2 separate regions of the Homo sapiens genome follow, and region 2 is linked to region 1. Evidence: chromatin contacts called from ENCODE Hi-C or POLR2A ChIA-PET data. All regions are on one chromosome and are shown on one strand. Each heading gives the region's core, a stretch centred on a gene start or an enhancer-like site at or near the end of the contact. The rest is flanking DNA. Distances are from core to core; before and after follow the strand shown.

Evidence for each region. A loop is a pair of places that touch in the nucleus more often than their neighbours do. ChIA-PET counts read pairs that join two places held with the same protein, here RNA polymerase II (POLR2A). Pooled maps may share reads with other maps.
Region 2: a loop to region 1 is called in a map of PC-3, with 9 times the contacts of the local background. The contact joins the enhancer-like site here to the promoter of ROCK1 in region 1. A Hi-C loop is called at or near these places in 32 of 168 maps with a recorded cell type or tissue (A673, CD14-positive monocyte, CD4-positive, alpha-beta memory T cell and 25 more), 5 of 37 single-sample maps with no recorded cell type and 29 of 50 pooled maps. POLR2A ChIA-PET finds 5 or more read pairs at or near these places in 7 of 52 experiments (AG04449, AG04450, HCT116 and 4 more).

The regions. Positions count from the first base shown.
Region 1 is chr18:21,109,234-21,115,192 of GRCh38, reverse strand. It overlaps ROCK1 (Rho associated coiled-coil containing protein kinase 1), which reads left to right and starts at 3,380. Exons shown (of 33, transcript NM_005406.3): 1 at 3,380-4,375. The coding sequence starts at 4,283. RefSeq lists enhancers at 2,782-2,841, 2,872-3,091, 3,191-3,485, 3,139-3,727 and a silencer at 3,132-3,521.
Region 2 is chr18:21,161,152-21,167,110 of GRCh38, reverse strand. All of the region lies in intron 2 of LOC107985161 (a long non-coding RNA gene), which reads left to right. Among named protein-coding and RNA genes, the nearest start is that of ROCK1, 52 kb to the right of the region's middle. Within about 2 kb of position 2,995, at least 2 of the 41 ENCODE cell types and tissues checked have a DNase peak (open chromatin) inside an H3K27ac peak, as active enhancers do; they include CD14-positive monocyte and PC-3, where a contact is called at or near this core.

The sequences.
Region 1 (5,959 bases), core at 2,131-4,630:
ACCTCTGCCTTCCAGGCTCAAGTAATTCTCCCACCTCAGCCTGCTCGGTAGCTGGGACTACAGGTGCCACCATGCCTGGTTAATTTTTGTATTCTTTTGTAGAGATAGGATTTCACCATGTTGCCCAGGCTGGTCTCCAACTCTTGAGCTCAAGTAATCTGCCTGCCTTGGCCTCCCAAAGTGCTGGTATTACAGGTGTGAGCCACCACACCCACCCTTCAAGACCCTCTTCATTCAACCTGCTAAAATCATTTCACATCTTTACCTAAGGACTGTAATCAGACTGATGATATTGCAAATTCTATAACTCCCTCATTTACATGGAATCATTTAAATCTGTGCTAATGTAAATAATCCAATTGTTAAATACTTGTCACTGTATTAGGACTAGATAGTGTTAACATAGTCATAGTTATGAATGGGGGAGTTCTGTAGTTAGATTGTCTCTGTTCCAATCAGGGTCTGAGCAAATATTAACAACATTTCTCTCTGCACTTCAGTTTCCCCATCTGTGGCATAGTTTTAAAGAGATTATGTATAAAGTGTATGGAGTAGTACCTAGCACATGGTGAGCACTCAGTATGTTTGTTATATTATTATTATATTTATACATGGTATCAGTATTTTGCACTTGCATGTAGGATTTTAACATACTTTATATTTTAAGGGTGATCTCAAATATCCACAATACTTTGGAAGAGATTAGTCACAATTAGACGATAGAATTTTAAGGTTGGAAGGGAACTTTATTTTATTTTTATTTATTTATTTTTTTGACACAGAGTCTCGATCTGTCACCCAGGCTGGAGTGTAGTGGCGCCATCTCGGCTCACTGCAACCTCCGCCTCCCGGGTTCAAGCAATTCTCCTGCCTCAGCCTCCAGAGTAGCTGGGATTACAGGTGCCTGCCACCATGCCCAGCTAATGGAAGGGAATTTTTAATATAATATGATTCCACCCTATTAAAGGTGAGGACCTCTTTATTAAAAAAAGTTGGCCTGGCGCGGTGGCTCACGCCTGTAGTCCCAGCACTTTGGGAGGCCGAAGAGGGTGGATCACGAGGTCAGGAGTTCGAGACCAGCCTGGCCAACATGGTGAAACCCCATCTCTACTAAAAATATAAAAATAGGCCAGGGCAGTGGCTCACGCCTGTAATCCCAACATTTCCGGAGGCCAAGGTGGGCGGATCACCTGAGGTCGGGAGTTCAAGACCATCCTGACCAACATGGAGAAACCCCATCTCGACTAAAAATACAAAATTAGCTGGGCATGGTGGAGCATGCCTGTAATCCCAGCTATTCGGGAGGCAGGAGAATCACTTGAATCCAGAAGGTGGAGGTTGCGGTGAGCCGCGATCGCGACATTGCACACCAGCCTGAGCAACAAGAGTGAAACTCCATCTCAAAACAAAATAAAACAAACAAAACACCAAAAATTAGCTGGGCGTGGTGGCGTGTGCCTGTAATCCCAGCTACTCCGGAGGCTGAGGCGGGAGAATCGCTTGAACCCGGGAGGCAGAGGTTGCAGTGAGCCGAGATCGTGCCACTGCACTCCAGACTGGTAGACAAGAGTGAAACTCCGCCTCGGAGAAAAAAAAAAAAGTTAATTTAGAGTCCATCTATCTTATGGCAGAAGATAACTAGATTTAGAGTCCATCTATCTTATGGCAGAAGATAACTAGTGATGTGTCACAATAATCAGAAGAGCCTTGTAGGTAAGTAAGCTATATATGGACCCCACCTATATTTCTAGTAGATATTTCTAGAAATATATGGACCCCACATATATTTCTAGTAGTTCTGCCAGGTTGGTTATCACTTCCACTTATATTTATCAGTGTCACTCATGTATTGTCTTAACTACTTGTATTTTTTCGTATGTGTCTAAATGGAAAGCAACATAATGTTCACGGTTCTCTGAGAAACAACAAAATTCCTAATACCTAAAAATGGTAATAATAATAAAAAAAAGACAAGCAGGGTTTAGGAAATTTATTTTAGGGCAACTGCCTGATTTATTTTAAGCCCTATGCTTAAAAATAAGTCTAATTCACATGACTTAAAATGCTGGAGCCAAGAAAAGTCGCTGCAAAGGCATTTAATGAAATACCTGGTTTGTCTAGTTGTCTTTGTTATGATTTTTGTATAAACCAAGAACGTCCTATCTTGATATATATAGTGGATTTTATATCTAAATATTTCTTGTATTTAATAAATTGAAAATAGAAATAGACATTTTTTCAAACAGTGTAAGATTTTCCTAACCTCTGACTCACATCGTAAGGCTGGTGGACTGTTCAGATGCTGTACGATGCTTTTTACTCCGATGCTTTTTGGTTCATCTGTAGCATTTTCCATCATGGGGTAAAAGATCCACATTTTCTATTTCTAGTGATCCTTAATTTGGCTTCTGAGCAAAAATAAAGTTTGATGAGGAATAAATTAAGGTAGATTTCCTGCTGAAACCAGTGAAGAACATAACTTTATCAGCGGGGGTGAGTGACAAGTCTTTCACCTTTCCTCACACCACAGTCAACGAAGTAACGGAACTAGGAGAAATGCCCATTATTCTCATGTCCTACATTAGTTCTGATAAAAATCACAATTAAGTTTCACTGAATGTTTTGACATTGAAACGGCAGCATTACACGTCCAGGAGAGAACTACAGTAGGGGTGTTATGAGAACTAACACGAACGACTTAAAAATATTGATTTTTTTCTACGAGATTATTTTCCTTTAAAAAAATTAAATTGAGCTTGACTTCTATTGACTGTATCTTCCGGAGTCAGTATTTTATGGCTCCCCTGACACACACGCCTGGCGTGGGAGGGCTGAGCGCTGCAGCGCTTCGGAACTTTCCCAGTGAATCGTAAATGGGTTCAACGCCGGGGCTCGCGGAGGGCTGTCCATGGAGTACCACTGAAAACCAAACGCCACTGGTGCTCAATGCTGGTACCTGCCGACGAAAAGGCTTCTTGCCTAAAAAAGAACCTATTGCCCCACCCTAACAGCAACAAGGAGAACAAGCACTCTCTCCTCGTCAGAAGTCTCTGGACTGGCTGCAACCCAGAGGAAACAGAGCTGGGGCATCTGCCGGGACAGCGATCAGAAGCAGCCAGAGCTCCGCCTCCGTCCGGACCTCCAAGGCCGCTCCAGAGCCCTGCATGGCTCCTCAGAGCCGGCCAAGGCGAGAACCTTGCCGGCAGCTGCTTACCCGCACTCGGCTCCTCCCAGCGGTCCGCCTTCTCCACCGCCTGCCCGCAAGGCCCCGCCCACCTCACCGCCCCGCCCCACCCCACCCTGCGGAGGCGACAGAGTGCGCGCGCGCGCGCGGGGTCCCGGCTGGTTCCCCTTCCGAGCGTCCGCGCCCCGCATGCGCAGTCTGCCCCGGCGGTCTCCGTTTGTTTGAACAGGAAGGCGGACATATTAGTCCCTCTCAGCCCCCCTCGCCCCACCCCCCAGGCATTCGCCGCCGCGACTCGCCCTTTCCCCGGCTGGGACCGCAGCCCCTCCCAGAAGCTCCCCCATCAGCAGCCGCCGGGACCCAACTATCGTCTTCCTCTTCGCCCGCTCTCCAGCCTTTCCTCTGCTAAGTCTCCATCGGGCATCGACCTCGCCCTGCCCCACCGGACACCGTAGCAGCAGCCCCAGCAGCGACGGGACAAAATGGGAGAGTGAGGCTGTCCTGCGTGGACCAGCTCGTGGCCGAGACTGATCGGTGCGTCGGGCCGGGCCGAGTAGAGCCGGGGACGCGGGGCTAGACCGTCTACAGCGCCTCTGAGCGGAGCGGGCCCGGCCCGTGGCCCGAGCGGCGGCCGCAGCTGGCACAGCTCCTCACCCGCCCTTTGCTTTCGCCTTTCCTCTTCTCCCTCCCTTGTTGCCCGGAGGGAGTCTCCACCCTGCTTCTCTTTCTCTACCCGCTCCTGCCCATCTCGGGACGGGGACCCCTCCATGGCGACGGCGGCCGGGGCCCGCTAGACTGAAGCACCTCGCCGGAGCGACGAGGCTGGTGGCGACGGCGCTGTCGGCTGTCGTGAGGGGCTGCCGGGTGGGATGCGACTTTGGGCGTCCGAGCGGCTGTGGGTCGCTGTTGCCCCCGGCCCGGGGTCTGGAGAGCGGAGGTCCCCTCAGTGAGGGGAAGACGGGGGAACCGGGCGCACCTGGTGACCCTGAGGTTCCGGCTCCTCCGCCCCGCGGCTGCGAACCCACCGCGGAGGAAGTTGGTTGAAATTGCTTTCCGCTGCTGGTGCTGGTAAGAGGGCATTGTCACAGCAGCAGCAACATGTCGACTGGGGACAGTTTTGAGACTCGATTTGAAAAAATGGACAACCTGCTGCGGGATCCCAAATCGGAAGTGAATTCGGATTGTTTGCTGGTGAGTAGCGCTGTTCTCTTTTGCTTGTCTGGGGTTTTGCATGTCTTTCCTTCCTCTTGCATTAGTCTGGTTCGCTGCAAAAGTCTCAGGTGTGCATAATCGTCTTGGAAAATGCTAGATTTCTGTTTCCTGAAGAATCTTGGAGTACCATTAACATCTCATGGTGTGGTCCTATTTGCCATTTGACTGGCTCTGTACTAACTACTCTGAACTTTTAATTCTGACTCAGTTCATGAGTACCCGAAAGATACTTACAAACTGCTATTGCAGGCATCCTATAAAAAGTTATCACGTCAGAGTTACTGCAATGTATACAGTTTGTTGAATGGCGATCGTAGTAATTAATGTTAATCTTTCTGATCCGTTTGACAGTTAAATTGGAAAGACTACTTTGCATTTTTTTTCCTTTTTGCGATTTAGCTCCTAGGGGTTTAGTTTTTAGCCTTGAAAATGATAACGGAGAATTGCTATTGAGGAAGTGATTTTTGAGCCAAAATTTCATAGGTGATTTGAGTTTGAAGGAACTTTTTGCTAAACTATTGTAAAAAACCAAGATAATTGGTCATAGGTAATTACAGTGTTAACTTATTTTATTGTATTATTGGTTACAAAAGTACGTACCATACAGTTATTGTAACTGTCTTTTTGGTGGTGTGGCACTTAACATTGTCACTTGTAAAACATTCTAAAGAGGGTTTTATGACATGAAAAACCACAATCCCATTTTAAAAATAGTTAAGTGGTTGATAATACAGTTATCTGTAAATAATTGGAATTCTTAGGTTTGATACATTTCCTCTGTAAATGTATCAAAGTTGTTCAGAGTTTCTGAACAACTAAGGGTTATATAATATTTCTTGGTCCAAACAAAACCACATAATCTCTAAAATAAGGTTTCAGGGAGCATGTATATGGACAGGATTTCACAATGTCTTCGGTGAAATAATGTTAGATATGCTCAATTTTGGGGATTAAGATTAAGGAAACAAAATAATACCATTCAAAGAAATAATACAATTCAAAAATCGCATCTTGAATCAAAGGAAAATTAATGTAGATTGTTTAAAATTAACGTGCATTTCAGTTACTCTAAATTTCTGTTTATTTGTATTTTTCCACGTGTATGGGTTTTACAACAAGCTTCCCAAAGCTTTCAGAATTGTTGTAAGCATCCCTGACCAGGAAATAAGACTATTGTGGGTTGTTTGAAATGTCTCACCACATTATGGATGCTCTTTATATTGAGAGATAGTAAAGAAGGTTGATGCGTAATAGATTTTAAAACATTTTATTAAACGAGATAAGTGGAAGGAATTAGAATATATCTTGTAGTAAGGATTTCTATAACTTCTAAGAAGTCTGATTTATCTTTTAATATTTATCCAGTTTTCATATATTTTTGATTTTATTTTGCTTTTCGATCTCCTTATTACATGAGTGGTGTTATAGGGAGGGTTTAGTAGCTTTCTTTTTCTTTAAATCATCTTCTGGCCTCTTGCTATAGCTTCATTTGGTGGGGACCTTTATTTACATGTGGAGGATACAAGGAAATATAAGTCATGACTCTTTCCCTGAGAGTCCAAT
Region 2 (5,959 bases), core at 1,746-4,245, 52 kb before region 1:
TTATTTACTGTGTGCTAGGAATTATTCAAAGCATAGTGAATCATGATGGTTTCTCTATAATTCTAGAGATGTACAAAAATAGTAGGCATCCACAAGCAAATGTTGAATTTCAATTCAGGGCTAACAAATTCAATATTAGATCAGATATGTCCTCAGGGAGCTAGATGAATTGGGAATTTTACTGTTGTCAGTTGGGGGATGTGTTAGGCCATTCTTCCACTGCTATAAAGAAATACTTAAGACTGAATAAATTATAAAGAAAATAGGTTTAATTGGCTTAAAGTTCTGCAGGCTGTACAAGCATGGCACCAGCATCTGCTTGACTTCTGGGGACACCTCAGGGAGCTTTTACTCATGGGACAAGGCAAAGCAGGAGAAGGCACCTTACATGGCGAAAGCAGGAGCAAGAGAGAGAGAGTTTGGGGAAGGCGCCACACACTTTTAAACAACCAGATCTCATGAGAGCTCACTCACTATCATGAGGACGGCACCAAGATGATAGAGCTAATCCGTTCATGAGAAATCCACCACCATGATCGAATCACCTCCCATCCCACCAGGCCCCACCTCCAACATTGGGGATTACAATTCAACGTAAGTTTCAGAGGGGATACATATCCAAAGTATATCAGGGGACTAAGACTTTTCAATGGATTCTCAGTAAACTTTATTCAAAAAAAGATTTCTCCTAAAAGATAATCCATCCATCTTGGGGTTTTTTTTGGTTTTTGTTTGTTTGTTTGTTTTGAGACAGGGTCTCACTCAGTCACCCCAGGCTGGAGTACAGTGGTATGATCTCAGCTCACTGCAACCTCTGCCCCCTGGGTTCAAGTGATTCACACCTCAGACACCCAAGTAGCTGGCATTATAGGGGTGTGCCACACTAAAAAAGCCCAGCTAATTTTTGTGTGTTGGTTTGTTTGTTTGTTTTGAGACGGAGTCTCACTCTGTCGCCCAGGATAGAGGGCAGTGGCGTGGTCTTGGCTCACTGCAATCTCTGCCTCCTGGGTTCAAGCAATTCTCCTGCCTCAGCCTCCCGAGTAGCTGGGACTATGGGCATGGGCCACCACATCTGGCTAATTTTCTGTATTTTTAGTAGAGGCGGGGTTTCACCATGTTGGGCAGGCTGGTCTCAAATGCCTGACCTCAGATGATTCACCCGCCTTGACCTGCCAAAGTGCTGGGATTACGGGAGTAAACCACTGCGCCCAGCCATTTTTGTGTTTTTTTTTTTTTTTTTTTTTTTTTGTAGAGAAAGGGTTTTGTTAGGTTGTCCAAGCTGGTCTCAAACTCCTGGCCTCAAGCGATCCACCTGCCTCGGCCTCCCAAAGTGTTGGGTTACAGGTGTGAGCCACCCCACCCGGCTGAGAATCCATCTTCTAGATAAGAAATAGAGTATATTGAGAATGAATATTTTTCTCCTGCTTTGTATGTGTGTTTACACACACACACACACATACACACACACATAATTTTAATGATGGAATTAAAAGAACTTAAATACAGGACTTAAGTTAAACTTTTATTCTCTTAGAATGGTTCAACTCTTTTATCAGTTGATGTCATAATTTAGTAGTCACATAAACACATACATAAAATGTTTTAGTTTCCTAAGTAAACCATGAAACACCAAAAATAAAATCACTGGTGGGGCGCGGTGGCTCACACCTGTAATCCCAGCACTTTGGGAGGCTGAGGCGGGCGGATAGCTTGAGTTCAGGAGTTCAAGACCAGCCTGGGCAACACGGTGAGACCCCATCTCTACTAAAAATACAAAAAAAAAAAAAAATAGCTGGGCATGCTAGTACACGCCTGTGGTCCTAGCTAATCAAGGGGCTGAGGTGGGAGGATTGATTGAGCCTGGGGGCAGAGGTTGCAGAGGGCCAAGATTGTGTCACTGCACTCCAGCCCGAGTAACAGACTGAGAACTTGTCTCAAAACATTAAAACAACAACAAAAACAAAATCACCTTAATAATAAATTAGTTTTTCTTAGTTTCTAAAGGAAATTCAGGCTTTCATTTTGACTCAAAATGATGATACATAAAATTCTTATAAATTATTATTTGGAAGCCAACAAGGAGGGTAATGACATAAATTATAAAAGTTCAAGTGGATGCCTGAAAAATATTTTTGTAACTCAGGAGATAATTGTTTACATATTGTGCAACTATATTGTTATTGTTACTGCAACTCAGGCTTTTAGAAGGAAGTTTTACATGGAAAAAATTATTTCCTACCTCCGAGTTGGTGACCAACCAATGAATTTAGAGATTAATTTCAGTATAATCTTTCAGCTGATTACTTTTAATTAAGTAGTAAAAGGAAACTACAAACAGATGAGATATGCTTTTTTTTTTTTTTGGTGTATGATTGGCAAGGGACAAAAAAACAAATTATGCTGAGTAATTGCATGGTGCATGTTTCAGCAAAGCATAAGGAGACACCAGGAAATAAATTACAGGTAAAGCTAATCAATACAAGGGCAGGGAGTTTTGAAGAAGACAGCAAAAGAAAGATTTTGTTAAAAGCGAATATGAGGAAAGTTATAAATGTGTATATTGTTAATAGCTCAAATGCCCAAATACATTTTAAGTAATGCCCTTAATTAAATGTAAATAGCAAACTTAGTAGTTACGTCAACTTCTTTCTTAGTAACATGTTTAAAGCAGATTACAAATCTCTTAGTAACAATGTAGCCGCAGTCCTTCTTGAAAAAAAAAAATTGCTTCTCTTCAGTTGGTTCTGAAAGACAATATATTTCTAGAAATGAAATTTGCTACCAATGAGGTCTTATTTTGTAGGTGAATTATGTGACTTTTAACTTGCAGTATGCTTGTTGAAAGTACATTTAATTTTCCAAAGGAAAGTTCTCCACAAGGTTAAACAAAAGGTTTAACAAAAGTTTGAAAGTCCTGCTAAAGATTTCCTAAGAGCTCTCATCTTGCTCGCTTCCATTTTACTTCTGCTTCTCTGTGGTCACTATTACTGTGCAGGAAGCAATTTTGCAAGCATTTATATGGCTGTGAGCCATGCATGAGTCAATTAGATTGCCTATTTTTTAAATCTCTCTAACAGTTTATAGAACAGACTAACCCCTTCACTCGCACTGCATCTGACTTGGATTCTGCCCTTTTGAGGAAGAATACATTAGACCAAAAAAAAAAAAAAAAAAAGGCATCTCACTGAGATGAGGACAGAAAGTATCAAACTCTTCTTCCTCTTCTCCCTTTAAAAATGCTCCACAAGGCCAGATGTGGTGGCTCATGCCTGCAATCCCAGCACTTTGGGAGGTCGAGGATCACTTGAGTCCAGGAGGTCGAGACTAGCCTGGGCAGTATAGTGAGACCCTGTCTCTAAACAGCAACAACAACAAAAACAAAAAAACAAAAGCTATACAAACTCCTCCTGAGAGTTATTTGAAATGCACATACAATGCTCAGATAACAGCAATTCTTTAGTAACAGGGTCTAACAGATCATTGTCAGCCCCCTATTCTTCCAGATTTGTTTATTTTAGGATAACTTAGCTGCATTGCAAATAACTTTCCATAAGAGATCCCCCTTCCATGAATGCAGGTCTGTATAGATAGAAGAGAAAGTGCTGTAATATAACAGCCTGTTCAGTATCCGTCTAGGCCAGTATTTAAGCTAAATATAATGGACTAATAAAAATGGGTAATACAAAAACAGGAGGTAGAATAATTTTTTTTTCTTTTTTTTGAGATGGAGTCTCACTCTTTGCCCAGGCTGGAGTGCAGTGGTGCGATCTCAGCTCACTGCAAGCTCCGCCTCGCCGGTTCACGCCATTCTTCTGCCTCAGCCTCCCGAGTAGCTGGGACTACAGGCGCCTGCCACCACGCCCGGCTAATTTTTTGTATTTTTAGTGCAGACAGGTTTCACCGTGTTAGCCAGAATGGTCTTGATTTCCTGACCTCGTGATCCGCCCGCCTCGGCCTTCCAAAGTGCTGGGATTACAGGCGTGAGCCACTGCGCCTGGCTGAATAAAAATATTTTTAATATCCTTTGGGGGCAGCAGTTTTGCCTTCCTTCCTTTTTTAGTTCCTTCCTTCTGCCTTTCATTTCTATTTGTTGATGTGGCTAATATTAGCATTAGTTTGCATTCCCTGAGCACAGAGCAGATGCCTAGGTCACTTGTGATGAGAAGTGAACTAATAATGTGCTGAAAAAATTTCATTTGGAATGTCTGCCTCATATGTTTTCATCGTAAGAACTTACTTGCCTGCCTTGATAACTGGATGCTATTTTGTTCTACATATGCCATCTCTTTTGGGCCTTCAGCAATTGATGTTGACTATTTAGCTACATAGGAGCAGGGACTGGACCTCATTTTACTCATCATTGCAGCCTAAGAACTTAGCAGAACATGACATAGAGTAGGCACTCAATAAATATTAAGGAATGAAGTGACTTTGGGTTAGTTTTTCTGATCATTTACACATGCAAATGAATAAAGACAACTGCATTGAACTAGCCATGCTAAAATTAGTTGCCCTTCCTCAAACACACCATGTTCTCTGTATCTCCCTGTATTTCCACCCATTTTTTTATTCAAGTAGAATTTCTTATAGCCAGCCTTTTACCTATACCTTCCTACTTTAGATTCCTAATTAGCCCTCATTTTTAGATGAAACAAAATTGTGATATTTCTTCCTACACACGGTGCACAGCATCTCATACAGACTGGTCTCTTATGACATTGTGATGGCTTATTGGTCTAAAAGGATGCTCTCTCCCTAGTCTATTCATTCCTTAAAGGAAGGTGAGATGGTTAATTTTATATGATGGCTTGACTGGGATACGAGATGCCCAGGCAGCTGGTTAAGCATTATTTCTGGGTGTGTATGAGGGTATATCTGGAGAGATTAGCATTGGAATAAGTGGACTCAACGAAGCAGATGGCCTTCCCCATTGTGGGTGGGCATCAGCTAATCTGTTGAGGACCTGAATAGAACAAAATTGTGGTGGAAGGTTGAATTCACTCTCTGACTCCTTAGGCTAGGACATTGATCTTCCCCTGCCATCAGTGCTCCTGATTCTCAGGCCTTCGAATCTGGTCTGGAATCTACATCACCGTCTTACTGGCACTCAGGATCTTTGAACTACACCACTGGCTCTCCTGGGTTTCCAGCTAGTAGATGGCAGATCATGGGACTTCTCAGTGCCCATAATCACATAAGCCAATTCCTTATAATACATTTCTTCAGCCAGGTGCAGTGGCTCACGCCTGTAATCCCAACACTTTGGGAGGCCAAGGTGGGCAGATAACCTGAGGTCGGGAGATGGAGACCAGCCTGACCAACATGGAGAAACCCCGTCTCCACTAAAAATAGAAAAATTAGCCGTGCATGGTGGCACATGCCTGTATGCCCAGCTACCCGGGAGGCTGAGGCAGGAGAATCACTGGAACCCTGGAGGCAGAGGCTGTGGTGAGCCAAGATCCTGCCACTGCATTCCAGCCTGGGCGACAGAGCGAGACTCCATCTCAAAAAACAAAAAACAAAAAACAACGGTCGGGTGCAGTGGCTCATGCCTGCAATCCCAGCACTTTGGGAGGCCGAGGCGGGCAGATCACAAGGTCAGGAGTTCGAGATCAGCCTGGCCAATATGGTGAAGCCCCGTTTCTACTAAAAAAATATAAAAATTAGCCGGACATGGTGGCATGTGCCTGTAGTCTCAGCTACTCGGGAGGCTGAGGCAGAAGAATCGCTTGAACCCAGGAAGCGGAGGTTGCAGTGAGTCGAGATAGTGCCACTGCACTCTAGCCTGGGCGACAGAGTGAGACTTTGTCTCAAAAAAAAAAAAAAATTACATTTCTTCTTATATGGATTCACAAAGATATATTCTATTGGCTCTGTTTCTCTGAAGAACCCTGACTAATACAGTAGGAAACATATCTTTTCATCATTGTATAGTCCCAGTCTTAGCACAGGTCTGATT